Linked DNA regions of Homo sapiens: region 1 is linked to region 2. The links are chromatin loops, found by intact Hi-C in ENCODE. Cell type or tissue: prostate gland. All regions are shown on one strand. Each heading gives the region's core, and the rest is flanking DNA. Links, peaks and the distances in the headings are about the cores only.

Evidence for each region. A loop is a pair of places that touch in the nucleus more often than their neighbours do. Peaks named below come from ENCODE experiments on the same cell type or tissue, not always from the same donor. Only the 100,000 strongest peaks of a DNase experiment are listed, where the experiment ranks them.
Region 1: it touches region 2 in a loop (2.4-fold over the local background); 2 of 110 quality-filtered maps call a loop at or near these places.

Annotation. Positions count from the first base shown.
Region 1 is chr20:47,919,895-47,935,112 of GRCh38, forward strand. No RefSeq gene overlaps it. Among named protein-coding and RNA genes, the nearest start is that of LINC01523, 56 kb to the right of the region's middle. In prostate gland, for the core only: no CTCF peak of the experiment used is centred there; a DNase peak (open chromatin) is centred at 7,877.
Region 2 is chr20:47,716,651-47,731,868 of GRCh38, forward strand. The region is part of intron 3 of SULF2 (sulfatase 2); the gene reads right to left. Among named protein-coding and RNA genes, the nearest start is that of SULF2, 61 kb to the right of the region's middle. In prostate gland, for the core only: a CTCF peak has its summit at 8,886 (motif pointing right); a DNase peak (open chromatin) is centred at 8,891.

The DNA of each region.
Region 1 (15,218 bases), core at 3,474-11,473, 200 kb after region 2:
TATCAGTGGCTCACTTGGGATTTAATTCCTGACGTCAGTAAGCTTCAGGAGAGCTGAGACCTGCGGCCAGCTACAAACTCTTAAATCTTCCCTCTTTCCAAGACAGAGCTGTATTAGTCCATTTTCACACTGCTATAAAGAACTGCCTGAGACTAGGTAATTTATAAGGAAAAGAGGTTTAATTGACTCACAGTTGTGCATGGCTGGGGAGGCCTCAGGAAATTTACAGTCATGGTGGAAGGGAAGGGGAAGCAAGGCACGTCTTACATGGAGGCAGGTGTGTGTGTGTGTGTGAGAGAGAGAGAGATAGAGAACTTTAAAAACCATCAGATCTCATGAGAACTCATTCACTATCAGGAGAACAGCATGGGGGAATCTGCCCCCATGATCAAATCACCTCCCACCAGGTCCCTCCGTTGACACATGAGGATTACAATTCAAGATGAGATTTGAGTGGGGACACAGAGCAAAACCATATCAAGATCCAAACTCACCATCTCAATAAGGGAAAGGCTGGGGGCCCCTAAACTTCTGTCCTCAGAAGGGGACCCCTAAACTCACTTCACCCTTGGGCTTGAAGTAAATTCTGGAATGGGACTAAGATGAATCAATTAACGTTCTTCCCCTGGGCTTTCTTGAGGGGGGATGCCAAAACTCTGAAAAATCAAGATAAATATTATTGTAATGGAATAGTTTACATGTCAAAACCAAAGCAAGAAAATCCACAAATAACAAAATGTTAAATCTTTAAGGACAGGATCTGTCGTTGAGATTGATGCCTCTAATTTCCTGATTGCTAAACCAATCCTATTCTTAAAAGTACTATGATGAGAACCATGGCTTATTAAAAAAACAAAAAACACCCATCGTGGTGGCTCATGCCTGTAATCCCAGCACTTTGGGAGGCTGAGGCGGGTGGATCATGAGGTCAGGAGTTCGAGACCAGCCTGGCCAAGATGGTGAAACCCCATCTGTACTAAAAATACAAAAAAATTAGCCGGGCGTGGTAGTGGGCACCTGTAATTCCAGCTACTCGGGAGGCTGAGGCAGAGAATTGCTTGAACCTGGGAGGCAGAATTTGCTGTGAGCCGAGATCGTGTCACTGCACTCCAGCCTGGGTGACAGAGCGAGACTCCGTCTAAAAACCACAACAACAACAACAACAACAAAAACACAAAAAACAACCCTAACGAACTAATTTATATCAGAAACAAACCTGTGATATATTTTCTAAAGCAACTGAACAAGATTTTCACAATATTCAATCATCTGAATAGATACTATGTCTGAGTCATTGAGGGGAATGCCCAACTGAGTTAACAGGAATGATCAAACCCGAATTCCCAAGGCAAACCCTTTTGGGGTTCATAAATCCAGCCCCCAGAAATCTTGCAAATTGCCCTCTTTGGGTCGACGCCTGCCCATCTGTCAACTCGGGATCCTCACTCTTTCCTCTGTCCCAAAGGACCCTCCTCTGTGTCTTGCAACACGTTCCAGAAGAGAAGGGTATTTCTCAGGTCTGCAGAAACCCAAAGAAGAAAATTCGTGTTATGATCTGAAGGGAGATGAAAAGCATATTTTAGCAGGGCATTGCAAATGCATTCCGTGCTCATGACAGAAGCATCCAAAATACCTACATTATTTAGAAAGCTGCAGGAGAGGGAAAAATGAATGCAGAATATGTGAACGATTCATTTTGTTTTTTAAAAAATGCAGCCGAGCCAGAAAAAGCTTCACAAATGATCCAAAGACAATATAAAATCTCTTCTGTTTGCAAAGTCAACACGGTAAAGAGATGATTAAACGAAAGCAAACCTGAGACTTAACCTTAAAGGAATTGAGCATTTTAATTTTTTAAAAGGTGGAAAAAATGCCATAAAAGCATGTCTGAAGGTTAAGGAAACTGTTATTAAAATGAGAATTATGAGCTCGGAGCTGTTCGCAGCTCTGTCCCTGGAGTGTGAAATTAGTGACTGAAGGCAGATTTCACAGGCACTTCGTTGGAGCGTGTTGGTGTGGCAGTGGATTTGTGATGGGGCCTCGCCGCCAAGTCCTGCCCACTTGCAAGCTGCTGTCGTTATTCATGCACAGCACAGATAATCATGAATGTCTGGAGCATTTTGCATTTATGTTGAATGCAGCCTCTCTCCTTCCCAGCCGGAGTGAGTTTCGGGCTGTGTGCACGGGTGAAGTGCAGGGGAGGAAGCAGCTGCAAGACCAGCATTCCCACCAAGGCCATATTTTCTCTTTGAAGAAAAAAATCCTTCCATATGGATTACATTCAGCAGAAATGTTGGAAAATATATAGAAAATAGGAATATGGTTTAAATTTTAAACCTTAAAATAGCTCCAAGGGCAACAAGGAATTCTCTGGGTCTGGGTTTCAGGTCTGAAACAATTGATGCTAATGATGTCCACATTCCCCATCACACCGTGATTTTGGAAAGTTGGTTTGGGGAAGTTTAACAGAAGAGAGAAAACTCAGGAAACAGTGAATTGGGAGAAGTTGTTGCATTTCCTCATTCTCTCTCCGTCTGTCTCGTTCTCATCCACTTAGTCACACACGGCAACCAAGCAAAAGTGTAAATATTACTTTTCATGCATTTATCTAGGCATAGTTAGGCAAGCAGAATTGAGCAAGGCCCCAGGTAAAGGGACCCTTTGAAGTAATAGCACTTTTTTGGCTGTTTTGTTGGTCAATTTTTGGGTGCATTATGCTTTTAAGATAGAACTTAATACCAACCATTAAAAAACCACCTCCTTTTCAAAATGAATATTCTCCCTTGTATGGCTTCTTTGGTGATGGTAAGATATTTGGCACCTCCCAAGTGTGGTTTGAACTTTGAACACTCTTGTTGAAAATGTGAGAGGAAATAAAAATCAGCTCACAGCTCTCCAAAGCATACTGCAAATTAACTGTGTATCGGGATGTTTTTCGGAACAAATAACAGAAACTCATATGGCAATTGGCTTAAACAATTACAAAATATGTTGGTTCATATAATCTAGAGGTGATCCAGCAATCCCAAGATGTCTTCACGGATCAGACCCTTTCCATCTCTGCCCTGCTGTTCTGTGTTGACTTTATCCCAAGGCTGGACTTCCTCCTGGGTGAAGAAGAAATCAGGTAACCTTTGCAAGCATTCTCAGAAGAGCAAGCAGGGAGTTTCCTAGAAACCACAAGCGAACCCATTTTTGAATCTTCTTGACCTCAGTTGCATGATATGTGTGCTCTTGACCAAAACCCTATCAATGGAATGACTGGGATCACCCTTAGAACAGTGTTGTAGCTAGGATGGGAGCAGGATGAACTTTCTTGAATCCCTGGGATGCAGGGAAAACAGGATTCCTGAAAAGTGAAGAACTGGGTGTGTGTGTGTGTGTGTGTGTGTGTGTGTGTGTGTGTGTGTGTGTATGGCATTGAAATTTTGGGTAGGCAGTCAACAGTATTCACTACACCTATCAGATTCCAAAGGTATCTTGGTCACCTTGATTAGAACTCTAAATGTGTTTAATGTGTGTATGTACGCATGTTCACATTGTGCTGAATTGGTTAGAATTTCAAATGGATTTGGCATTGTTCTGTATGGACATGGCTTCCTCTTAAAGTTCCTCAATTGATCCACAGGGATTAAAACCATTCAAACCATGGGTAACTTTGGGCTGGAGGGAATCAAATCTCTGTTCTTCTTGGGAGCTTCTTGGAGCTTCTCTGTAGACTGGCTTCCCTTGCTTTCTGGAAGCCTCTGCCCTCACTTCACTCTGTCTTGCCTATGATTTGGGCTGAGAATGGCACAGGGAAGCCTCCTCTTCACATGAATTTAAGCTCCAGAATCTACCACTTACTGGCCATGGAAGTATTGCCCGATGGCTGGACTACTCACCTACATGGAGTTGGGGGTAAGGGGTCAGCTGAATGCACACATCTTGATTCCACCCCCTCAGCTGGGCATGTGACGTAAGCATTATACACACCTCCAAATTGCTCCACCTTAGCTGAGAGCATGTCTTTCTTAACTTTGGAAACCCTAGAGCTGATAGTTGCATACTGGTCATTTAGTAATAACTCACTTAGTGAATAAATGAATGAATTTATTGACCCATGTGGTCTAGGACTAGAATGTAAACTTAATGAGAGCAGCAGTCATGTTTGTTTTTCCTCATTACAACCCCAGTGCCTAGCACAGTGTGTGGCACCCAGTAGACAGCTAATGAAAGTTATGGAATAAACAACCTGCAGGGCAGTCAGAGGATGGAGGTTGAGCACCTGGAATCAAGTCAGAGAGCAGGGTTGAATCCAGACCTCACCACTTTCTGGCTTTGTGACCCTGGGCAAGTTTCCTAAGGTCTCTATGCCTACTTTTTTCCCACCTGTAAACTGGGGATAATAAGAACACCAGATTAGAGAATAATTCCGGAAGATTTCACCAGAGAACACTTGTAAGGTACATAACCTATCGCATGGCACGTGGTAAGTGCCATAGAATTATTCACTATTATCACTTTCTTCTCCATAACCCAGCTTCCATGGCTGTAAACTTTTCTCTGTCTTGTTCACTGCTGTGTCTTCAGTATGCAGCACAGCACCTGGCATATAGTACATGCTCAGAAAATATTTGTTCAATGAGTGAATGGAATTCTGGAGACATACAAAATGAGGATGTTAAGGATTAGACCAAATAAAATCCACCATTCTAGAATTCTGTGGATTGAAATTCTAAGAGCTACTCAATGAATGTGTTGAGTTGAAAGTATTTCTTTGGTTAAATGGTAACTCTCCCCCTCCCCCATTTGTCTGAATGCCCAGATGTTGACGCACTGGGAGAATTTTGGGAGGGCACAAAACCTGTACAGGAGCCACTTCTTTCACTTTCGGGCAACTCTCCTGAGAGACCAAAATCTACCCTACAAAATCCTATATCAACCCTTTGCTTTGTCATTCCAGTTGCGATAGGCGGGAGAGAAATGTTCCGTTTTAATTCTGTGGAAGGTAAAGCAAAGCAATACCCTGGGATACTTGTAACAGTCCAAAACATTCCTGAAATAAAACATTGGTTCTCAAGAGTGCAGGAAATCTTCCATTTTCTTAACATGTGGGAAATCATTTAAAGGCAGCCATCTTGCCGCTTAATTTTGAACTTCCATTAGCCTTTAATAAGAAGATAATCAGTCACTGCAGATCTTGTCTTCCCTACCTCCATAGGAAATAGTCCTCCTGCCATTCAGAGAGAAAAACTATTTATTACATCTCAACTATGTACTTGTCAGACACCTTTCTATGCACTGGGGATGGGAATGTGAAAGTAAAGCTAATTCTTTTTTCGAAGACCCTCAGAATCACACAAAAGCCAAGGTCATGTGTAATGTGTGGCAGATGCTGTTGGTACCCTGCCCGCCTCTCCTAGGTACTCACTGTTCCTATAAATAAATGCCAGTGACATCTACTGTGAGCACCTGCGGCTCTCCGCCTAAGAACTTTCTTTGGTTGTTGGAGTGTGCTCAGCCTGTGTGTGGGGCAGGCTGGAGGTGCCAGAGAGTTAATGCCCCAGGGACAGCCCCTAATCAGTGATGGAAGTGAGCTGGTGGCTCAAAATCCCAGTTTCTTTGCCCTTTGAGTGGGATAATTCACCATGTTCTTCACAGCCTTCAACCTGAACTGCCTATTCTAGAACGTCGTGCCTATTAAGTCACCTTGGATGGTTTCCTTTCTTTTTCACATCTCAATTTCCTATTCCCCTACTGTTCCTTTTATGGCTCCCAAATAAATGACTTTCACTCAAATTTGTCTTCATGCCTGCCTCTGAGAGAACCCTACATAAGACAATCAGTATGGCTCTTCCTACTCAAGGGACGAAAATCTCAGCTCAAGGTTGCTTGAATAAAAGGATTGCTTGAATCATGCTGTGATTCACAGGAAAGCCCGGGGGACATATTGGCTTCAGGTATGGCTAGATTGAAGCACTTAATCGTGTGAACACTGAGTTTCTCTCTAATTCTGAGGTTTTCTTTCTGTTGTATTTGTTTCTTTCTCAAGTTCTATTCTGTGGTCCTAGGAAGTTTCAGTCTCTTCCTTTGGTTCAAAGGAATTGCCTGAGAATTAGCTTCACATTTTGTCAAAGTCTTTTCCAATAGCTCACATAGCAATTCTGAGTTTTGCTCTAATTTTGATTTCCTATCTATTCATTCCTTATGAATGGATTTTCCTTTATGTCCTTTAGCATACCTATAACAGCTACTATAAAATCTTTGCTAATTTGAACATATGAGTTATCTTCAGATAAGTCTCTATTCTTATTTTTTTATGTTGAGTCTTTGTCATATTTTCCTGCAATTTTGCATTATATCCAGAATATTGTGACCAATACAGTAATTCTTGATTCCGTTGTTTTCCTGTGAAGACTGTTGATTTTTTGAGCAAGTGACTAAAGTGGCTGAACTCAAATTGAAAAGATCTTGCGTTCAGTTACTAAAGGTAAAAGAAAAAAAAATGAAAAGGTTTGTGTTTCCTGGAGTGGGAAATAGCTCAAATTTCAGTTCAATTCTGTGGCAACCCTAGCTGGGCTACTTGTAGTCTGCCTACACATATGTGGTTTAGGGACCAGCTAGACATTTGAAAAGTTTATACATAAAATTTGGGGCTCCCTGTCTCTGATGTCTCTCTGCATTTGTAATTTCCCTGCTCCATTCCAGTGGCTATGGTTTCCCAGAGCCTGGTCCTCTGGTTCTTCAAGTGGGTGAGATGACTGATTTTTAGTTGGAGTTTTAGTTGTCCCTCTTTTGCAGACTGAAACCTCCTCTCAGGTGAAAATCTGTCCAAGCATCAACTCCCCTCCCATATCTGTCTGCCTTTCTTCATTGTCCTGTGCTTTCAGGTCGTTGTTTTTAAAATTTTGTCCAGAGTTTATAGCTGTTGTATGTGAGAGGACTCGCCTCCCAGAGGCTTACTTGGCCATAAAAGAAGCATAAGGCCTAGTCTCAAGATTCATTCTGATTGGACCAGCTTAGGTCACATGACTATACCTGGACCAATCACTGTAATCAGAGTAATGATATATACCAATTGGTGAGGGCTTCATTCTTGAGGCCAAGGGACGGGCCACACCAGGTCATGTGAACTGGAAATTGGGAAGGTAAACATCCACAAAAGCTAATAACGTTGAAAGAAAAGAGAATGGATACTGGTCAAGAGACTACAAAGTGCTCTGGATGTGTTTGCAGATGTTCAGCATATATTAGCATTTGTCCAGTGATGGACGTCTGACCACTGCTCTCGTAGGGTCTGAGAGAAGACATCTCAGAAGAGGGATCACTCAAGTAGGGCCTGGAAGCTCAGATCAGGAGCTGTCAGTCAAGGATCGAGGACAAAGCATGCAGTCTAGGAAAAAGCATGATATTTTCTACCTCAACCTGTCAGATTCCTTTTAAACATGGCTTTACAGCTCACACTCATGAATCTTCTTTCCACGTTTTTGCTTCACCTAAGACCATGATATTTGAAAAAAATAGAAAAGAAAGGAATAAATAAACCTCTGAGGCAGGATGAGTCAGAATGACTTCATTGTCTCTCCTCTCAGTTCCATATATTGAAAAGAGGATGAACAACACCCTTTGCATTTCCAGATGTGGAATATTTTGCTGTATCAATTTGTGTTCTCTCCTCTGTGATGACAACTCTTATGATTTATGATAAACAAATTACAACTTAATGTACCAGGTAGGATTATCTGATCCCGATTACTGCTGTGAGTAATAGTGCTCCCAGTCACAGACATCTGAACAGACGTGCATGTACTTTTCTCCCACGTGGTAGTCTGGGCGATAGCTCAAGGCTGGCATGTGGGCACTAGTTGACCAAGCACCCAGGGACCTGATTTCTTCATTCGGGTTTCCCTGCCAGGTGTGGCTTCTATTCTCAGGAACAGTACATGGTCCAAGATGGCAGCTCCAGCTCTAGCCTCAGCCCCAGACGTGTTGCCCCCCAAGCAACCAGAATGAAAGAAGGTATGAAGTCAAAAAGGCTCAAAGCATCAGGTTTCTTTTCAAGGAACATTCCAAGAAGCTGTCACACCTCACTTCCACTTACACCCTATTAACTCTGTTAAATTAAATAAGTAGGAGGTCATTAGCCTGAGGCTTTCTCTGTACTTTGAGTTCTTCCATAAAGCTCTGCAACCTAACTTAGTATATAAACAAACTGAAACCTAATTTAGGAGTGTAGATTTTTTGTAACAGATACCCAGATCTCAGCCAATCACCAGCTGCCAAGTTTCAGCCAATCAGAAACTGCTGAGCTTCAGCCAATCAGAAGTAGCCAACAGGTCAGACCATGTCCAAATAAGGCAAATGCCTAGGTGTAATCAATCAAGTTAATTTTCTACTTTATTTATATCTTCTGTCTATAAACACTTGCTCTCCACCTTGCTGAGTTGAGCCCTCAGAATGTCTTCAGGTTCTGAGTGCTGCCTGATTCTTGAATTGTTCTTTGTCCAAATAACCTCTGTTAAATTAACTTTGTCTACAGGTTTTTTTTTTTAATGCCTTCAAAGCCAGGGAGAGCTGCAGCATGTTTTTTGGATGACTTCAATATTAAAAAAGATTCCTGAATACTGCGTAGTACTGTTGGCGCTATTGCTTCCACCACTATGACTACTACTGGGATAATGATTGTTGTGCTAGATACACCTCTAAGCACTTAACACGTTGAATCCTCTTAACAGCTCCAGCATGTAGATACTATTATTGTTATTCCAAGTTACAGAGGAGGAAATGGGAGCAGGGAGAGGATAGGTAACTTGCCCACAGCCATGCAGCTGGTAAGTGTCAAAGAAAGGATTCAAACCCAAATAGTCTTGTTTTAGAGAGTACACTCTAAAACACTACTTGCTATAATTACTGCAAACACTATCTGATTGGAAATTCCTTTGATTTATTTAGGAGTTTTGATCCAGTAGTTTTTTTCCCCCACAGGTCTTTTAATTTAATTAATATAAAGTATATTATGAGTATTTTCAAATACACACGAAGTATAGGAGAAAGTGTAAGAAACTTCCATTTATTTACCCATTACCCAGCTTTAACATGCGTGGTAAATCTCATTTCATCTCTATGTCACCTTATACTAGTTTATTTTCTTTTGGATTATTTTGAGGCCTAGACCTTGTATCATTTTTATCATAATACTTTAGTATGTGTCTCTAAAAGCGAAAGACTCCATATTAAAACACAAATATAATACCAGTATCTTGCCTACAAATAATAAGCAATAATTCTTTTAATATTATCAAATATCTAGTCAACGTTCAAATTTTCCTGATTATCTCATAAACTTTTCTTGAGCTACTTTTTAAAATAAAGATTCAATGAAGGCCCATACTTTGTTTCTTCCATCTGTTGTTAGTCTGTAACTTTCCTAACATCCTGTGTGTGTGTGTGTGTGTGTGTGTGTGTGTGTGTGTGTGTGTACATTTATTTCATGTTCTGATGAAAACTTCGTGTCTTATAATGGATCCTTCTTCAAAAGTTTGGGGGAAAAAAACCTGCTCTAGAGAATTTGAACACTGCTTTTTTTTTTTTTTCCATAGCCAATTGGATTACTTCCCCCTTGCAAACTTCTCTGACTCAGATGTCATGAAAATCCTGGCCCAGGAGTCCTGTCTGACTCACAGGGACCAGGAAATTCTACCCCTCTCTAGGGGACAAGGAGGGATTTGTGTGATTTTAGGGAGCAGATGATGCTGTGGAAAATACTACAGGCCTCAACTCTTCCCCTAGTTATAAAGTCTGCTGACTCCAAAGTGTGCCCCATCTGCTCTTCCTTTGATTCTAGGGGCAGACATAATTACATAAAGTAGGACATTGATCTTTTTGCATTTTTAAAGCCAGAGTCATGTCTGGGAAAGCCAAGTCTGCCGTATCTGTAATAACCACCTTAAAAATGCAGGAAGGAGAAGGGACGTGCATGGAGTTGAAAAGTGTCGAATGCAAAGCAAGTCAGTAATTATGGCACAGAGTGAGGGCAGTAAATGTGCCTGATTATGCAAATCCAGGTGGAATGTGGATGCCAGTGGTGTTCTCATCTCCAGTTAAGAGGGTGGCTGTCAGCACGAGAGTCCTGGACTGAGGGAGTAGGAGAGAGGGGCCAGGCCAGAAGGGGCAGGAGCCCCGGAAGCTGGATGTGGTCCTGGGTGGGCACAGCCTCAAGCAGTGAGGGCCCTGCATCCAGGGACAGCTAGGTATGGAGGGTGTGCAGGGGCCCCCAGATGGAAATAAAGCCCCACCAGCATCTGGCAGGCCACCCAGGTGAGTAGACTGGGGCCCCAGGTAGGAGGCACCTGAGGCTGGGAAGATGCTTCCCAAATTGTGATCTGCCTGTCCGTGGTGGCTCATGAAATGAGTTAGACAGCAAGAAAAATCTTGCTATCTGATGGTTATGGGTGTATTTGAATGTTATTTCACTGAAACACAGGGGACTGGTGATGGGTGTGAGCTCTGCAGCTTGAATGCCTGGGCTTGAATCCTGACTCTGCCATGGACTTTTCAGCTGCGTGACTCAGCCCTGCTGTGCCTCAGTTTCCTCACCTATTATTATATGCATATGCATATAATAATAGACCTACCTCCAAGAGCTGTGGGGAGAAATCAATAATGAGCTAGGAAAGTGTCTGAAATGTAGCAAGAAGTCGATAGATACCAGTGGTTATTGTTGTTGTTCAGAGAGGTAGTTGAGAATTTAGACTCTGGAGTTGGACAATAGCGAGTCAGGTCTCACCTCCCTGGTTTTCTAGCTGTGAGGCCTTGGATAACCTCTTTGTGCCTCATTGTCATCATCTGTAAAATGGTGACAATAATAATATCTTCCTCATAGGGCTGTGGTAAAGATTAGACAAGCGACCGTATGGAAAGCCCTTAGAGCTATGGATGGCCCATGGTAAGTGCTCAGTCAATATGCACAGCCATCATTAGTATTACTAGTTCTTAGTAGCAGGCTACATTATACAAATGATCCAACTTTTATAGTCCATTTGAAAAAAAAACATGTTAAGTAATCGTAGAGGTATTATCCAGGAGTGGCAGAGAAACTGTTCTTATGGTAGGCTAGCCCTGAAGTTTGGGACATAGAAAAGCAGGCACATTTGAAGACCTAGCTGGTAGTTCATATCAAGGATGTAGGTAAAACATTTGTCTATGAAAGCACCATGTCTCAGTTATCTAGAGCCACATAATAAACAACCACAAACTAGTGGTTCAAAACAACAAACATTTCATTATCTTTCATGGTTCTGTGGGGTAACTGGGCTCCGCTGGGCAGTTCTTCTGGCTGCTTATTTTCAGCTGGTGCTGCAACCAGAGAAAGGGAGGAGCTAAGAAGACACCCAGGGTTGTAGCCAGAGTAACTGGAATGGTGACATTTCCGTTTGCTGAAATGGGGTAGACTGTGAGAAGAATAATTTTGGGGCCTGAGGTTGAACAAGAGTTCAGCTTTGTTAAGATCATGTTTGAGGAGTCCAGTGGGCAGTTGGATATACAAGTAGAGATCTCAGGAAGAAGTTGGGGTAGGACTGAAATATTTTAGAACGCTCAGCATAGAATGAGTATGTAAAGGCTTCAGTCAGGATGCGATCGCCTGGGGAGTAGGAGGCCTAGGAAGACACAGATGTGGAAACTGAAGCAAAGGGGTTCAAGGAATTGCCTTGTCCACAGACTGTTGTGGAGGAAGCTGCACTTTGAGTTCAGGACGTCTGGGCTCTCTCCCAAATGATGACCGAAAGGCAGTTGGGCCAGGATGCCTGAGGATGTCGGAAACTCATGCGCTTCTGAAGGCTCTTCTCAACTAGCAGCAAACCCACAGATGAGCTGGTGTCTCTGTGTTCCAGGCCAGGGAGAATGTCTTCAAATACCTCTTATTCCTTCCTGGGTGGATATCTAATCTGATATGAAAATAGAGTCCAGGCGTGGTGGCTCACACCTGTAATCCCAGCACTTTGGGAGGCCGAGGTGGGCAGATCACCTGAGGTCAGGAGTTCGAGACCAGCCTGGCCAACAAGGTGAAACCCCGTCTCTACTAAAAATACAAAAATTAGCCAGGCGTAGTGGCAGGCGCCTGTAATCCCAGCTATTCGGGAGGCTGAGGCAGGAGAATCGCTTGAACCCGGGAGGCGGAGGTGCAGTGAGCCAAGATCACACCACTGATTCCAGCCTGCGTGACAGAGCGAGACTCTGTCTCAAAAAAAAAAAAAAAAAAAAGAAAAATAGAATTCCACTTTTCCTTAAACTTTTATGATGTACACCTTATTTATAGAGACAAATATGCCTGGCAGAGGCTGGGAGGTGGGTAAGGGCAAGGAGGGCCTGGACAAAGAGGAGGCCCAAGAGCAGTGGGGAAGTGTGGGGGCCCTGGCTTCCACCTGCCTGGGTCCCAGTCCTGGCCCTGCCACCTCTGGGCTGTGGACTTTGGGTGGGCCATCTCACTTCTCTGCTCCTACATTTCCCCATCTCCATCCTGAGCATAATTAATAATACCTGAATCAGATGTTTGATGTGAAGACTGTATTACTTTATGAATGATGTTTCCCAAACAGTGGCACATAGAAGGCATCTTTATGTGTATTTTAGGAGCATTAGCTTACAAAGCGGGGAGCCAAGAGACATTGTCCACAGTTGGACAACGAAATAAAGATGTTCAAATCCTTAAAATGACCAGGATACCCCAAAATAGAATAATAGTAACTAATAGTAACTAGAATAACAGAATAGTAGTAACTAACATTTATTGTTTACTACATATCATACAGTCTTCAAATTGGTACTTTTGACATTATGGAGTAGGAACTATTATTGTCCCATTTAATGGATGTGGAAACAGAGACACAATGAAATGCAACAGCTCCTCCAAGTTTCTACAGTAGTAAGTGACAGAGCTGACCTTCAAATCTGTGCAGTTTACCTTCACAGAGCCATCTTTGCTACTTCCAAAGTAGGCGGTAAAAATTATGCTACTGGGAAGAGCCCTCTGCTAAATCCTTCGTATGTTACAGCAGCAAGCCAGCAACCGATTTCTACAGCTGGCCAAATGAGAGTGTGGAGCAACTGGAAGTCCCATACATTGATGGTGGGAATGTGAAATGGGATAAGCCACTTTGAAAAGTGTTTTGGCAATTAAAAAAAATTAAACATGCATCTCTCCTATCACCCAGCAATTCCACTCTGAGGTATATCTACAAGAGAAACAAAAACATGTCAACAAGAATGTTCATAAGCAGCTTTATCCATAACAGCCCCACACTGGAAATTACCCAAATGTCTACCGACAGGGGAATGAGTGACTAAGCTGTAGTCGATTCACGCCGTGAAATACTACTCGGCAATAAGAAGGAACACACTACTGATCCACGCAACACCATGGATAAGGGCTGTTACTCTTGAGATGTCTTGCTTTCAGAAATACGGACATGGTTCAGAAACTATCAAAAGTGGTTGGCCCTGGATGTGACGGAAGGTGAGGGGGCAGGGGCCAGGAACGGTTGTTTTACTCTTCCAGCCTTTCTGCACTTCTGGTAATTTGAAAAACTGCATGCTATTTAATTTCATCATGCTTCCAAGGTCTGTTTCTGCTTTTTAGCCAATTGACTGCCAGCTGAAGTCTAGTTAAATAACTGGCAGCCCCACTTCTTAGGTTCAGTTTGGACACTTAGCGTCCAACTTGGAGGAGATGAATATCAAATGCATGTAATTACATAACTTGGCCCAAAGTGAAGGAAATGAATTATCTAGGTGACCAGGACTGGGTGGCTGTGGTCCAAGAGTGGCGGGGCAGAAGAACTCATTCCCGAGGAGGGACGAGTTGGGGGCATCTCACATGAAAGTGACCTTGAGAATAAAGCCCCACATCTGCAGGTCACCTGTGTCCTCTGAGAATGTGGCCATTAGTTTTGACAGCGCCTCAGCCAGGAGCCTATAAATGAACGAAAAAGACTACTAGAGAAGGGTGCTGTTTTACATAAATTGAGGATTGTATGAGAAAATAGTTTCTCATGCTGATTGGCACCGCAGTCTCTGGTGTATTCAAAATGCAAATGAAAACAACCTTTGCTGAACAGGACTCTTTGCATCTGGAATGCTTCAGACAGTAAATCCAGAACTTCAAAGACAAGAGAAATTAGGGGTTGGCTGCCCATATTACATAAGATTTATCATTTTTACAAAGTAGCAGATCTTGGCATGTGATTTGTTTCACAAAAACTCTATTTAGACACCTCCTTCCGTCCTCTTATAAGGCCCGCCTGCAGTAGTCAACCTGGCCATTTCCTGTGTCCTGTCCCCCCATTGCCATCCCATACACTCCATGGGGACAGGGCTCTTCTCTGGGTCTGTCATCATTTTATTCCCACTGCTCAGCACAGGGCTTGCCCCGCTTTAGAAGCCCAGGATATATTTCTTGTGTGAACAGTGTTAAAGAAAAAATTATTCCCATGCTTGTTAAAATAATAAGGAAGACTTTACTCAGGACAACTACAATAGCTGTCAAGATGATTGTAATAGGGAAAAGATTGAGCTCAATTCTGAATACAAGAACACATTTGGGTTTATAGCCAAGGAGCAGGTTGCAAGGTTGTGGATGGAAATTTACCAAAGAGACATCAAGATTGGAGGGATTCTTGCTGGACTTGACCAAGTGAGGTTCTGGCTGACGGCAGGCCAGGGTGACCAGATATCTAGGGTGGGCGTTGAGGGGATGCTTTCTAAACTGACTTATCAGGATTCTTGCTGAAATTGGGCTAGGCAAGCCTGGCAAGGATGGGGCCGAGGTAAAGGTCTGGTTGAGAAGAAGGCTTAGAGGACCTGATTAACGTTTGGTTAAGGAGAGAGTCTTTGTCAAAGGCTGAATGCAAGGTTTCTTTGTCTCGAACTAGTTCTTTAGGTTTTCAAGTGCATCATTATTAATATTTTAGGTCGACATTCCAGTAAGACTTGTCTTTTATTGGGTTTCTGCTTGTGGTTTATTTTCTTTGTTATGTGTTGGGTTGGGGCTCTTCGTAAGCAACAGGAACTGACTCAGGCTGCAGAGTAAAGCAGTTTCAACTGCATTTGATGTTTTGGTCACCCTACCTAAGATGCAGCTTCTAAGAGGAGAGCACAGATTGGCCAGTACGGGACTTGTCACCTTGATTGGCAGGTCCTCCAGACTGTATCCAAGGCGGCAAGCTTTGTTCCCCCAAAGA
Region 2 (15,218 bases), core at 4,808-12,807:
ATCTGCTGAGATATATTGTTTTGGTTGTTTAACATGAAAAATCCAGCCTCACACAGACATGCAGGCCAGGGACAGTGGCTCACGTCTGTAATCCCAGCACTTCGGGAGGCCAAGGCAGGAGGATTGCTTGAAGCAAAAAGTTTGAGACCAGCCTGCGTGACAAAGTGAGACCTCATCTCTACAAAAACTAAAAAATAAATATATATAAATATAGCCAGTCGTGGTGGTGTGTGCCTGTATTCCCAGCTACTCGAGAGGCTGAGGTGGCAGGATCACTTGGACCCAGGAGTTCGAGGCTGCAATGAGCTGTGATTGTGCCACTGCACTTCAGCCTGGGTGACAAGCGAGACCCTATTTCTAAAAAATAAAATAAAATGGGTATGCAGATGGAAAAGGGAAGAGTATTTTAATCCTTTTTAGATAACTAGATATGCTATGTACCTGCTAGAAAACTCCACTGTCTACCAGAAGGAAAATGACGGTAAAAAGGTAAACAGTGTCCTGGTATTATCATGAAAATAGTTTTGAGTCTAGAGATCCTGGGACCACGCTTTGAGAGCCACTGGTTTAGACGATGACCTACAACATCCCAGTGAGGTAGATCCTTTTTTTGGTCCCTATTTTACAGATGGAGAAACTGAGGCACAGAGAGGCAAAGTCCCCTTTTCACCGAACATCCCACAACTGCCAAGTGTCAGAGCTGAAATGAGGCTCAATCCCAGGTTGTCTGTCTCCACCTGCCTTTTGGTGACTACCCTGTTCAGCCTCTCAGCAGGACTCCAGCGACCACAGACTGGAGCTCTTCCCATCCACGGGGACGCAGAGAGGCAGGGAAGAGGGAACAGCAGAGGGACTGCCCCATGGCTAAAGGTGGGGACACACACAAATGGGACTCAGCCTCCGAGAGCTCCTCCTCTCCGATGTGGCTCAGACTATCTCCGAAGTGCTTTCTGCCAGAATTCCAGGCAAAGGGAATTTCCACACTGAGGTTATCTTCCCATGCTGCATCCTCCCAGAATTCATCCGGCCGTGGGCTTTTGAAGGAAGGTCATTCCCAGGACCCGGGCACTTTGCCTTTCTTGAAGCATAGGTGGGGGACACAGGTAGGAGCCATAGTCGTTATCCAGATCAGTCTTTCCAGAAGTGTAGGGTTTCAGAGATAATTTTTTTTTTTTTTTTTTGAGATGGAGTCTCGCTCTGTCACCCAGGCTGGAGTTCAGTGCTGCGATCTCGGCTCACTGCAAACCTCCGCCTGCCAGGTTCAAGCGATTCTCCTGCCTCAGCCTCCCGAGTAGCTGGGATTACAGGCATGCGCCACCACCATGCCCAGCTAATTTTTTGTATTTTTAGTAGAGATGGGATTTCACCTTGTTGGTTAGGATGGTCTTGATCTCCTGACCTCGTGATCCACCTGCCTCGGCCTCCCAAAGTGCTAGGATTACAGGCGTGAGCCACCTGGCCTGGCCTCAGAAATGATTTTTATCCTCCGAGGCAGGCAGGTCTGAGGGCTGGGCATGGGCTCTGGAGCCAACAGCTTGCATTTAAGTTCAGCTACCTCTGCCTTCCAGCTCAGTTTTCTCAACTGCAAAATAGGAATAATAATAATATCCCTACATGACAAAGTTGCTGGGAAAGATTCAATGAGAAAATATGTTAACTGCCTCTAAATGGTTACTGTTTTTATCATAATATTATTGATCATGATGTTATATATTCATTCATTCAATCAGTAAACATTAAAGGAGGACTCCTGTGTGGCTGGGATGGCTCTAGGCACTGGGGATACCAGTGAACAAAACAGAAAAAATTAAAGCAGCAAAAAACCTGCATCTTCCTGGAGCTTCTGTCCTAGAATTAAGGCCAGTCCGAGGCAGGGAACTGGAATGTTTGGAGACTCTCACAGTCATTCAGGAGACAGACTGTGATGACCACAATCGTGGCAGGCGAAGGGCTTGGGTGGTTGGTTCCAGGCTATTTTTAAAGGTGGAACCAATGGGATTTGCTGATGTGGCATGCGAAAGAAGTAAAGAGAGTCAAGGATAACTCAAGGTTTTTGGTCCAAGCAATGAGGAGGACAGATTTGCCCTTATTTAGGAAAGGGACACTGGGAGGGGCAGAGTTGGGGATGGGGGTTGATAAAGAAATCAGACACATTAACCTCGAGACTCAGGTTAGACATTCAGGTGGAAACAGACCAGGTTCACAGAAAAGCTACGGAATTACAAACTGAGGAGCTGTAAGCATTTAGATGGCACTTAATGCCATGGAATCGAATCAGATCACCTGAGGAAGAGGTTCTTAATCTGTTGTCCCAAGATATAATTTCCTGAAATTGAATGGCAAAAGTATGTATTTGTTTATTTTCATTAACCTATAACTAGCATCCCCTTCAATTATGAATGATGGTCCCTGGGACTTTGTCACCAATGGGAATTACGGATATTTTCATATCACATTGTAGTCAACATGGACTTCTTAAAATATCATTTGAGCCAGCGCTACTTCGAAATCATGGAAGTTATCAGACCTATCCATTGTCCATTAAATAACTGCTTCATCGTGCCATTTTATGTGTAAAGAAGCATACATATCACAGTTTATAAAATATTTTGATAAATATGTTTTCATATAACTGGCTTCCTTTGTAATTCTCTGTATTTTCTATGAACTGGAGGGGTACACCAGGTGGTGTGTGACTTCTGGAAACTCCCCTCCAGGAAGGGAAGTGAGCTTCCCTTATAGTTTCTGTGTCCTGCTGGTTGGATGCAGACAGGATGGGATGCTGCTTTAGATAAGGACGATCGCCCAGGATGATGGAACGCCATCTGACCATCACCCATCAGGAGCCTGGGAGCCAACACCATGCCTGCCACATCATCTCTAGGCTGTTTATGCCCAAACTGTCAAATGGGAGAGAAATAAGCACCTATCATCTCTAATCCGCTGTTAATTAGGGACTGAAGTACCCTCAACTCCACCTATATTCTAATAAATCCTGGGGGTATCTGTGGCACAAATCCAGTGGGCTGGCGCCACTTAGGAGGGCTCAGCAAACTATTTCTGCAAAGGGCCAGACTATGTGTTTTCAGCTATGCAGCCATAAGGTCTCTATTGCAATGATTCAATTCTGCCACCGTAGAGCCAAAGCAGCTACAGACAGTACATACACTAATGGGTGTGGCTGTGTTCCAGAAAACTTTGTAAAACCTGGCAGCAGACTCCTGTAGGCCACAGTTTACTAATCTCCACCATGCAGGAATGTTACCAGTAATGGCAATACCATCATTATCATTATTATCTTTTTCAAATTTTTGTTTTATTTTTTGAGACAGAGTCTTGCTCTGTTGCCCAGGATGGAGTGCCACTGCACTCACTGCAAGCTCCACCTCCCAGGTTCACGCCATTCTCCCACCTCAGCCTCCCGAGTAGCTCGGACTGCAGGCACCTGCCACCACGACCGGCTAATTTTGTTCTTGTATTTTTTATTAGAGACGGGGTTTCACGGTGTTAGCCAGGATGGTCTCGATCTCCTGACCTCATGATTCACCTGCTTTGGCCTCTGAAAGTGCTGGAATTACAGGCTTGAGCCACTGCACCTGGCCTTTATTTTATTTTATTTTTTTTGAGACAGGGTCTCACTTTGCCACCCAGGCTGGAGTGCAGTGACATGATCTTGGCTCACTGCAACCACTGCCTCCTGGTTCAAGTGATTCTCCCACCTTAGCCTCCTGAGTAGTTGGGAGTACAGGTGCACACCACCACGCCCGGCTAATTCTTTTGTATTTTTAGTAGAGACAGGGTTTCACCATGTTGGCCAGGCTGGTCTTGAACTCCTGGCCTCAAGTGATCCACCCACCTTGGCCTCCCAAAGTGCTGGGATTACAGGCCTATCATAATCTTTTTTTTTTTTTTTTTAAAGAGAAGTTTGTAATCTGGGTATTTTTGGTTAAATTTCCAGATTTTAAAAAGCATCTTGTAACTCTGACAGAAATTTGGGGTTGAAGTGTAGACTCAGGCTGCCAGCTGCCATTTTGCAAGATCCATATTTGGCCCCCAGGGTCACAAAATAGAAACTGAGCTGGTTCAGGCTGAGTTTTGATCCTACCCCTGACACCAGTAGAAGAGTCCTCCACTGGGCCACTTTCATGATCTGTCATTTGGCTTCCTGGGGCTCCCGGTCTGGGCAGCAGAGAACAATCCCATTAACCTAGCAGGGGAGCTGGAGGTTCCTGAGGAACAGTGATAAATGAAAAGGAAGCCCTTTTGCAAACTCTAGAACAGCATAAATATTAGATGTGAAATGCCACAGGACTGAAGTCTTTGTTTTTTTGGCAGACAAATTGGCTGAGGAGGCAGGGCTGGCAAGAAATGCATTAAATAAACCCAGAGCTCCACAGCTCTCAGGGCTGGGGTATTTCTGATATTCTGTAACTGGATCCTTTTAACTTTGTGCTGCTTTGCAAGGTTACAGCCTGAGTCGAGTTCTTCTGCTTTTGAAAAAAAAAATACCAAATGCAAATCACTGCACGAAGTGATAAATCAATGCTATAAAAGTTCTGGATGCCAGAGATGGGATCTTGCTGAACTGAAAGCTGTGTGAAAACAAATGAGGAAGGTGGGGTCATGATTCCGCACGAAAGAGGCATCTTATGTTGGAAGCAGAGCGAGCTGGGGGCTGGGAGAAATGCTCTCCTCCCACTTGCCCTTTAAGAAGAAGCTATTTTTTTTTTTTTTTATGAGACAGAATTTCACTCGTTACCCAGACTGCAGTGCAGTGGCATTATCTTGGCTCACTGCAACCTCTGCCTCCCGGGTTCAAGAGATTCTCCTACCTCAACCTCCCCAGTACCTGGGACTACAGGCATGCGCTACCACGCCTGGCTAATTTTGTATTTTTTTAGTAGAGACGGGGTTTCACCACGTTGGTCAGGCTGGTCTCGAACTCCTGACCTCAACTGATCCACCCGCCTCAGCCTCCCAAAGTGCTGGGATTACAGGCGTGAGCTACTGCGCCCGGCCTGCATGTGGGTTTCTATAGTGGATATCTGTTTTATTTTTCTGCCCAGAATCCATTCTCCTGTCTTTTCATAATTGTGCCTTCAGTCACCAAAGAGGGAGGGAACCAATCTTTCCCCTTTCTCAGCCTTACATGTTCTGATGAGGCTCTTTCTAGCTCTGAATCCTGGACCAGGCCCATGAGGTTGGCCTGGACAATCAGGGTATCTCCTTTTGCCTGGCTGCTGTGATTGGGTGAAAGAGACATAAGACCCTAGATGAGCCAATGAGAGCTTTCCCTGGAACTTTTGCTGGAGCCCTTGGAAAGAGGCCTCTCTTTCAGCTGGGGTCACCACACTGGGGAGATGGACCTGTGGGGGCCATCTTGCCATCACAAAGAGGGAACCTTCCTAATAAAGCCAACCCAATGACAGAAAACGCAAGAAGCAGAAAGACAGGGTTCTGACAGCGTTTGAGCACTGGGACCTGGCAAAGTTTGCCTGAACTAATTTCGATTATGTTTCTTCATGCTGGATAAATGAGATAGTAATCTAAATTCCATTTTGTTTTTATTTTTTTGCTGACTTCAAGCCTAAGGCCCAAGAGTTCTCCATCTGTTCATTTTTTTTATTCGTTTGAGTTGAGGTTTCACTTGCCCAGGTTGTAATGCAGTGGCACGATCATGGCTCCCTGCGGCCTTAAAGGCCTGGGCTTAAGTGATCCTCCCATCTTAGCCTCTCAAAGAGCTGGGACCACAGGTGTGTGCCACTATGCCTGGCCAGTTTTTAAAATTATTTGTAGAGACAGGGTCTCTCTATGTTGCCCAGGCTGGTTTTGAACTCCTGGGCTCAAGTGATCCTCCCACCACAGCCTCCCGAAGTGCTGGGATTACACGTGTGAGCCACCGTGCCTGGCCTTGTTCAAATCTTTACTGAGTACCCAATACCTGCCTGGTGCTATTTTTGGATGGGCAGCAAACAAAACATGTAAAAAACAAGTTCACTCGCCAGGTGCAGTGGCTCACGCCTGTAATCCCAGCACTTTGGGAGGCCGAGGCAGGCAGATCACTTGAGGTCAGGAGTTCGAGACCAGCCTGGCCAATATGGTGAAACCCTGTCTCTACTAAAGTACAAAAATTGGCTGGGTGCGGTGGCTCATGCCTGTAATCCCAGCACTTTGGGAGGCTGAGGCAGGTGGATCACTTGAGGTCAGGAGTTCAAGACCAGCCTGGCCAACATGGTGAAACCCCATCTCTACCAAAAATGTAAAAAATTAGCCGGTTGTGGTGGCATGCAACTGTAATGCCAGCTACTTGGGAGGCTGAGGCAGGAGAATCGCTTGAACCTGGGAGGTGGAGGCTGCAGTGAACCAAGATCGTGGCACAGCACTCCAGGCTGGGCGACAGAGCAAGACTCCGTCTCAAAAAAAAACCAAAACAAAAAACGAAAATTAGCTGAGTGTAGTGGTGGGTGCCTGTAGTTCCAGCTACTTGGGAAGCAGAGGCAGGGGAATTGCTTGAACCTGGGAGTTGGAGGTTGCAGTGAGTCAAGATCATGCCACTGTACTCCAGCCTGGGTGGCAGAGTGACAGTCCATCTCAAAAAAAAGAAAAAAAAAAAAGTTCACAAACATGCAAGATAATTTCAAGGGGGCGAGAAGTCCTAAGAAGAACATAAAGCCGGGTGTCATGGTCGAGAATGAGAGGGTTGAGGAGTACTAACCGACACAGGAAGGGCAGGAAGGAAGAGAGAATGGATGGAGGAAGTTCTCCGCAGTGTGTGAACAACGCTCTAGACCAGGGATCCCCAACCCCTGGGCTGCAGACAGGTAGACAGGTAGCGGTCTGTGGCCTGTTAGGAACTGGGCTGCATAGCAGGAGGTGAGTGGCAGGCGAGTGAGCAAACTTCATCTGTATTTACAGCCGCTTCCCATCACTTGCATCACTGCCTGAGCTCTGCCTCCTATCAGATCAGCAGCAGATTATCATAGGAGCGTGAACCCCGTTGTGAACTGTGCATGCGGGGGATCTAGGTTGTGCACTCCTTATGACAATCTAATGCCTGATGATCTGTCACTGTCTCCCATTGCCCCCGGGTGAGACCATCTGGTTGCAGGAAAACAAGCTCGGGCTCCCACTGATTCTACATTATAGTGAGATGTATAATTATTTCATTACATATTATAATGTGATAATATTAGAAATAAAGTGCACACTAAATGAAATGCGCTTGAATCATCCCAAAACATCCCTCACCCCCAGTCCGTGGAAAAACTGTCTTCCACGAAACCGGTTGCTTGTACCAGAATGGTTGTGGGCCAGTGCTCCAGACAGAGGTAACTGCACATACAAAGGGCCTGGGGCAGGAATGGACCTTGGAAGTTCTGAGGAACAAAGAGGCTAGGCAGCCTGAGTGCTGTCACCAAGGAAGGGACAGATAGGAGATGTGGACAGAGAGGTGAGCACACCCAGGCCAAACAAGGTCTTGGCAGCCCTGGCGAGGAGATGCCAGTTTATCCAAAAAGCAGTGGGCAGCCGTAGGAGGTTTTCAGCCGGAAGTGATGTGGTCAGGTTTACAATTTTTAAAAGTGTCCTCCGGCTGTGGGTGGGGAGAAGGAATGGCCAGTTGCTGGGGACAAACAGGGACAAGCAGATCGCCAGGGCGAGAGGCGAGAGCTGCTTCTGTCTTGCCACTCCATGCATTCCTGTCTTCCGCCTGCCTGTTTTTAGTGAGGCTGTGGCTATTGAGGAAGACTGGGCTGCGGGGGACACCAAGGCCCTGCTGACTGGTTGTAGCAGGGCCAGGCGGAGCTCTGGGTGTTGGTGGCATGGAGGGCGGGCTGCCTGTGCCTAATTAAATGCTGGCTCCAGCCATCCGCTCCCTAGAAGGGTCTTGCAGCTCCTGCAAATGAGGATGAGGCCCATTCATTCCCTGGAAACTCAATTAGCTGGGTATGGAGGGCTCCATCTCTAGTGACAGGTTTTATTGCCTGCTGAGTCACCACGAGGACAAGCTGTGTCTTAAATATCTGTCTTGTGCCTTTTAAAGTGTGGTTTTGTTCAGAGGGATGGACTAGAGGAGGGGGAGAAAATCCACAACAGACCCTCAGAACAAGGCCTGTCACTCAATGGATATTTAATTATCGCCTTGGAGGAATCTGACACTACTTGCACCTTTCAAAGAGCTGTTCTCAGCGCCATCAGACTGACCTCCCATTTCTATGACAAATATTTTGTAGAGCGCCCTTGTTTTCTTGAAAGGAAATTTATAGGTAACAAAAGCTACCTATGCATGTCATTTCCACAAAATCAATATAATGCTCTAACTGCAATCTACAGGGAAAATAAAAGGAAAGCAATTTATAATGAAGATAAATTTCAATATGAAATTCCCCCAGCACATCCATCAAGAAGGCACAACACAGTAGTCAGGCAGACGCCTGCACCTAGACACAGATTCACTGGGAATGTGACAATTACAAGGGCAGCTGGGTGGGCGGGCGACATTTGCCATTCAAATCCTTTGGCGTAGCACTGTCATCGGGGATGGGACTTTCAGAAATAAGGAATGACTCTTGGGAAAGTTTTGCACTCAAGTATAATATTGCCTCCATTTTCTTATTCCGTACATTCCTGGGAATATGCAAAAACCCTCCAGTATTTACATATAAAATAGACGTAGGTTCAAGACTCAGATGACAATAAACATAAAATAATCTACCCATATGAGTGATGTGGTAGGAAACTCAGAAGCTATGTGGAATACAATGCAATGTGGGGGCCACGTGGACTCTGCTGTGCAGAGCAGGACATCAAAGTCCTTCTTAGTCTCCGCCCCCAGGAAGCCAGCAAAGTCAAATCCTTCACCATCACCGGCAATGCAGTCACAGAGTTTAACCCCTAGGGGGCGGTGTGCTCCCTTGAGAACCACCAGCTTAGAAAGAAGTTTGCAAGCCGGTGGCCTGCAGACCAATCCATCCCTCAGGTGTGTTTGCTGTGGGCCTGCCCGGTGTTTTCAGTTGCTCATTCTTAAAAAGTAGAGTGAACAGTCCACAGTTGAAATCTGGGCACCCCCTCCCCACCCAGCCTGCCTCTCTGCTTTGGGCTACCTGCCAGCCCTCTATGCATTTGGAGCCCCCAGGCTAGAACGGGTTCACACAGGGATGACAGAGGAAGCCCCGCTCCCGGCCTCGGTGTAGGAACTCGGTTTCCCTTCATTTGCTCAAATCCCCTGCGACACGGATGGATTCCCAAAGGACTCGCTGTGTGGGCTGGCACAACCTGCTGGCCCCGGGATGGATGGTGTCTGCTGCTCGGAGAACAGGAACCTGTCCTGAGACCCTGACCCGAGACCCAGGAAGGTTTGGGAAGACAGATCAAGGTACTGGGAGCATAAGGGGAAGTGAGTGCAGGGATGAGGAGGAGGAGATTGGATTACAGATGAGGAATCACGGAAAGCACTCACCTAAAGTTCGACAGCCACCACCCCCTGCGTTTTTATTGCCCCTTCTCAGTGCTGTGTGTCACTCCCCACTCCCAAAAGATTTTGTTTGATTAGGCTTTATTCTTCTTTCTTTTTTAGAGACAAGGTCTCACTCTGTTGCCCAGGCCGAAGTACAGTGGTGTGATCATGGCTTACTGCAGCCTCAAACTCCTAGGCTCAAGTGATCCTCCTGCCTCAGCCTCCCAAGTAGCTGGGACTACAAGCATGGACTACCATGTCCAGCTAATTTTTTTTTTTTCAAATTTTTTGTAAAGATACAGGTCTTACTATGTTGCCCAGGCTGGTCTCAAACTCCTGGCCTCAAGAGATCCTCCTGCCTCGACCTTTCCAAGTGCCGGGATTACAGGCCCAGCCATAGGCTCTATTCTCCTGCTGTCCAAGAGTCCTTTCTGTGCCAATGGAAACATTCTCTATGTGCATTATCCAGTACAGAACCCATGTGCGCCTACTGAATACCTGAACCATGGCTAGTGCACCTGAGAAACTGAAATGCTAATTGTAATTAACGTAAAGTTAAATAGCTCCCTGTGGCTAGTGGCAACGGTACTGGGCCATTTGGCTCCAGCCTAACTCATTCCAGAATGTTCAGGGAGTCACAGCTAGCACCTAGGAGAGGACTACAAAAGGTCTCATGCACTCTGAAACCCCCGGAAGCCTCTTGAGGCCCAGGAGACAGGGTGTGCCTGTCTGTCACCACAGTCACCCTTCCCTCACTTTTGACCCTGCAGCTGTTTCAACGCCCACTGCAGGTGGAGATTCCTTGAGAGAAACCATGGTTGGGAAGGGAAGGCTACGCATGGAGCTGATCTTCAGGGCGGCCACACTGCTCCCCACCCAGGACCACAGCTGGGGCAGTGAAGAGGGGAAGAGCGGCAGGTTTGCTCAGTTTGACATCGGCTCTGCAGCCTTTATGGGGGGGGGCGGGGTTTAATGTGTGAAAGAAACCAGCCGTCACGAGATGAATGTGTTCCCCAAAATATATGCTCAAGTCCTTGCCCAGGTACCTGTGAGGGTGACCGTGTTTGTAACATGGTGTTGTAAGATGAAGTTACGCTGGATCAGAGCGGGCTCTAGTCCAATCACTGGTGTCCTGACAGAAGAGGGAAATTTGGACACTGATTCAGAGAGGAGCAGGCCACGGGAAGAGAGGGACCCACAGGGAGGAGGCCGCATGAAGATGAAGGCAGAGGCTGGAGTGATGTGGCCACAAGCCAAGGGGTGCCAAGATTCCCAGCAACCCCCAGGAACTCAAGGGCAAAGGACCCTCCCCTGAAGCCTGCAGGGAAAGCGTGGCCCTGATGATGCTTGATTTTGGGGTTCTGGCTCCCGGAACTGTGAAAATCGCCTTTTGTTCTAAGCCACCCAGTCTGTGGTCCACTAGGGAAGTGGATACACCTGCTAAGGGGGTGGGACAGAGAGGGTGTCGCCTGGAAACAATCGGAAACCCTGCCCCATCGGCCTCACATCAGCTTCCTCTTTCCCCGTGGCCACTTCCTCTTACGGCGCAGGGAACCTCTCCTCCTGGGTTTGTGGGCACAGGTCACGTATCACTCAGGGTGGCGTCTTATCACAGGCACTGGGTGACTAGTGCTTAGATGTCACAACACTGCTGCACAGATGGAGAGACTGACGCCCAGAGGGGATGAGGTCTCAGCTCAAGGTCACAAGGGCGCTTAAGGCGGAGTCTAATTCTTTAGACTCTTGCTCAAAACAAGTGCTTCACTTATTTTGAAATCTGAGGTCTTAGAGAAAGGAAGTGACTATCAAATTAGAGGAAGAAATTTCGCTTGAAGATGTGCACGGAGGCGGCAAATCCGTGCCTCTCGAGGACACGCTGGGTCAGCCTGGGTCCCAGGAGGGGCTGTGCAATTCCCGTGGATACTCGGATCCCCACAGTGGGGAAGGCTGGGTGTTCGCTGCAGAGAGACAGGAAGGCTACCTGCTGTGAGCAGTGGATACACTCCACGGGGTGAATGGAGAGGCTCTGCTGTCCCCCCACAGGCCGGAGAGGGGGAGGGAAGATGGGCAGATGAGAGGCAGCTGGACCGAGGGAAGAAGGGAGCTGTGTGTGTGCGTGCGTGCGTGCACACTTGTGTGCACTCAAGGAGAGAGGAAGAGAGCAGGGAGCAAACCCAGGAGAAGAGCCAAGCAAAGAGAAGGCTGCCATTGTGAAGGCAGGGACAGCTGCACCAGGGGCCCAGGGACGGCATCCCGGGAATAATTTCAGTCTTCTCTTCCCTGTGTGTGCAGAGAGGCTGAGAAGAAAGAGGAGGAAAGGCTGAGATGGTGGGAGTGGGGGTGGAGAGGAGAGAAACGGGAGAGGAGAAAGGAGTGTGGAAGAGATGGGGGTGGGCTGCTGGCGGGGACAGAATGTGGAGACTTAGTCACCAGTCATCCTGGGAAGGTCTCCTGAGCACCTACGATGGGGTGGGCACTCTCTAGGCCTGGCAACCCGCGAGGGCACAGAACAGAGGCCGCTGCTTCCAGGGAGCTGGCATTTTATTTATTTATTTTTGAGATAGAGTCTCATTCTGTCACCCAAGCGACAGAGTGTAGTGGTGTGATCTCGGCTCACTGCAACCTCCACCTCCCTGGTTCCAGTGGTTCTCCTGCCTCAGCCTCCCGAGTAGCTGAGATTACAGGCTTGCGCCACCACATCCAGCTAATTTTTGTATTTTTAGTAGAGATGGGGTTTCACCATGTTGGCTAGGCTAGTCTCAAACTCCTGACCTCAAGTGATCCACCCGCCTCAGCCTCCCAAAGTGTTAGAATTACTGGCGTGAGCCACCACGCCCAGCCTGAGAGCTGGCATTTTAGAAACGAGACAATCAATGAGACAAATGGGCAGAATACACAGTCAGTGGTGTTCAGTGGTGATGGGGGCACTGGTGGGAAAAAACTGGGATGAACAGGAGGCATGGGGTAGTCAAGGAAGGCTTCTTTGAGGAGGCAGCATTGGAACACAGACACGAGGAAAGTGCAGACGTGTAGAAGTTTTGAGAAAAGGAAAGAAGTGCAAAGCACTGTGAGTGGGTGCATGTCAGGTGTGGCTGACTGCTTGAGAAGCTGTGGCTGGAGGACAGTGACTGAGGGGAGACCAGGAGGCTGAGAGGGTTCAGAGAGAAGGGAAGGATCACTGGGACCCTGAGGTGGCTGTCGGGGCCTCTACCCTGAGTAGGTGGGAGCCAAGGAGGGCTCTGCCCAGAGGAGAAAGAGCATCTGAACTAGGTTCTGACCAGACCCCTCTGGCTGCTGCATTGAAAACAGACCAAGGGGTCATAAACGCAGAAGCTGGGGGATCCCAGGAGAAACCTGGAACAGGGCAGGCGGGGAAGACAGTGGCGCGGATGGGCTGGTGGCAGCAGAGGGGACTCTGGGCATATTTTGAAGGCAGAGCTGACAGGGTTTGCTGATGAACTGAATGTGGAGTGTGAAAGGAATAGGAAAAAAAAAATCAAGAATGGTGCTAAGGTTTTGGCCTGAGCAACTGGAAAACTGGAGGTGCCGAGGAGAAGCCTGTGAGAGGCGCCGGGGAGGCGGGGGACCAGGAAGTGATGCTGGACTCATGCTTGATGTGCTGGGGAGAGCTCTGGGGCGATGGCCAGGAGGCAGAGGGGCCAGGGTGGATGGGGTTCAGGGCAAGGGGCTAAGGGTAGATCCAGAGAGTGGCAGGGAAAGAGGGGCATTGGGCCACTTTATAGCATTGCAGAGGAGGACGGCCCACGCAGCAGCCCTCCTGCCCCTGCGGTCCTGAATGAAACCGCTTTAGGGAAAAAACAAGTCTCATTTGTTGGGGATGCCAAAATGCCTAGCGGGCGCCTTTCCATCCTCCTGTGTGAGAGGGCGATGGGGTGCCCCAAGTGTAGTGTAGTGTAGATGGGGTGGGGTCATCAGGACACAGAGGCCCCCCAGACCCTGGTGAGGGTAGCTGCCCAAGGCTGATGGCCAGGTTCTGGTCCTCAGCTGACCTCTCTACCCAGCTTTGTGCGAGAAGAGTGAAAATAACTGGGGCGCTCAGGGCCAAACCCCAAAACAGGCTCCAACTGAGAGCCCTGGCAAGGCCTGGTCTTGTAAGGAGCATGTACCCCCTGCTCCCCTGACGCATTTTAGAACATGATGCAGAAGGGCAGAGGGCCCGCCACCATCTCTGCGAAAGTCTGGACCGGATGGCAGAAGCTGGGGCTGGGAAACAACTTCAGAACTGCCAGATTCAGGTGTGGAAGGAGAAAGGCATTATCCCAATGGGGAGAAAATGGCACTCCAATCTAGTTCACCAGAAAGAGCTGGAAAAGGTTGCCTTTTTGTTGTTGTTACTTTTTTTTTGAGATGGAGTCTCATTCTGTCACCAGGCTGGAGTGCAGTGGTGCAATCTCGGCTCACTGCAACCTCCGCCTCCTGGGTTCAAGTGATTCTCATACCTCAGCCTCCCTAGTAGCTGGGATTACAGGCGCCCACCACCACACTCAGCTAATTTTTGTATTTTTAGTAGAGACGGGTTTCACTATGTTGGCCAGGCTAGTCTCAAACTCCTGACCTTGTGATCCACCCTCCTCGGCTTCCCAGAGTGCTGGGATTACAGGCGTGAGCCACTGTGCCCGGCCAGCTGATGTTACTTTTTTTTTGTTTTTTGTTTGCCAAAGGCAGTGTAGTAAAATTGTGATCGGCACTCCAGTATGCTTTTCCTTATTCTTTCCAGCAGCCCTTGATTTCTACCTGGCAGTCCAAGTGCTGGGGAAAAAGGGACTCAGCCAGCTGCTGCAGAGCAGGTGATCCACGCTGGGCAAGTTGGCACAAACCATGTGCTTTATATGATGATTGGCTCAGGGGCTGGCATGTGACTCAGGGTGGTCCAATCAGAAGGGATCTCATGCCTTGAGCATTCTGGAAAAGGATGCTCTCTTGCTCCTGCCAGATGTGGACAAGGAGGCACACAGCTGCTGGAGTGCCAGCCACCATGTCCAGACCTCCAGCCTCGTGATATGATCATGATACTCGTAAACCACAAGATCCGACTCTGCCTGCTACTCACCTGTATCTTCTCTTTTTTTTTTTTTTTTTTTTTTTGAGACAGAGTCTTACTCTGTCACCCAGGCTAGAGTGCAGTGGTGCGATCTCGGCTCACTGCAACCTCCGCCTCCCAGGTTCAAGCAATTCTCCTGTCTCAGCCTCCCCTGTAGCTGGGATTACAGGTGTACATCACCATGCCTGGCTAATTTTTGTATTTTTAGTAGAGACGGGGTTTCACCATGTTGGTCAGGCTGGTCTTGAACTCCTGACCTCAGGTGATCCGCCCATCCCTGCCTCCCAAAGTGCTGGGATCACAGGCTTCAGTCACCGTGCCTGGCCTGTTTAGGGAGCAAAAAATTCAATGTTTTTGAAGCCAGCTGCAGTCGGGGTTCCTGTCCGTTGGATCTAAAGGGAATCTATTGCCATGAGCATCACACATCTTCAAGAGCAAACAGGGCAGCCAGGAAGTGTGTTCCCTTGCTCAAGCAGAACTCACACATCAACATCACCTCCTCAGAACCGAGGGGGACACAGCCAGAGTAAAATTGCTGAGTAGAAGGAGATGTCCATTTTCAGCTTTGCCAGAAATTGGCAAACTGTTCTTCAAAGTGGAGGGAACAATTTACCATCATGCTGCTGGCGCATATGATTTCCTGTTTTCCTACATTCTCACCAACATTTGGTGCGATGGGACCTCTTCATATTTGCTGTGGTC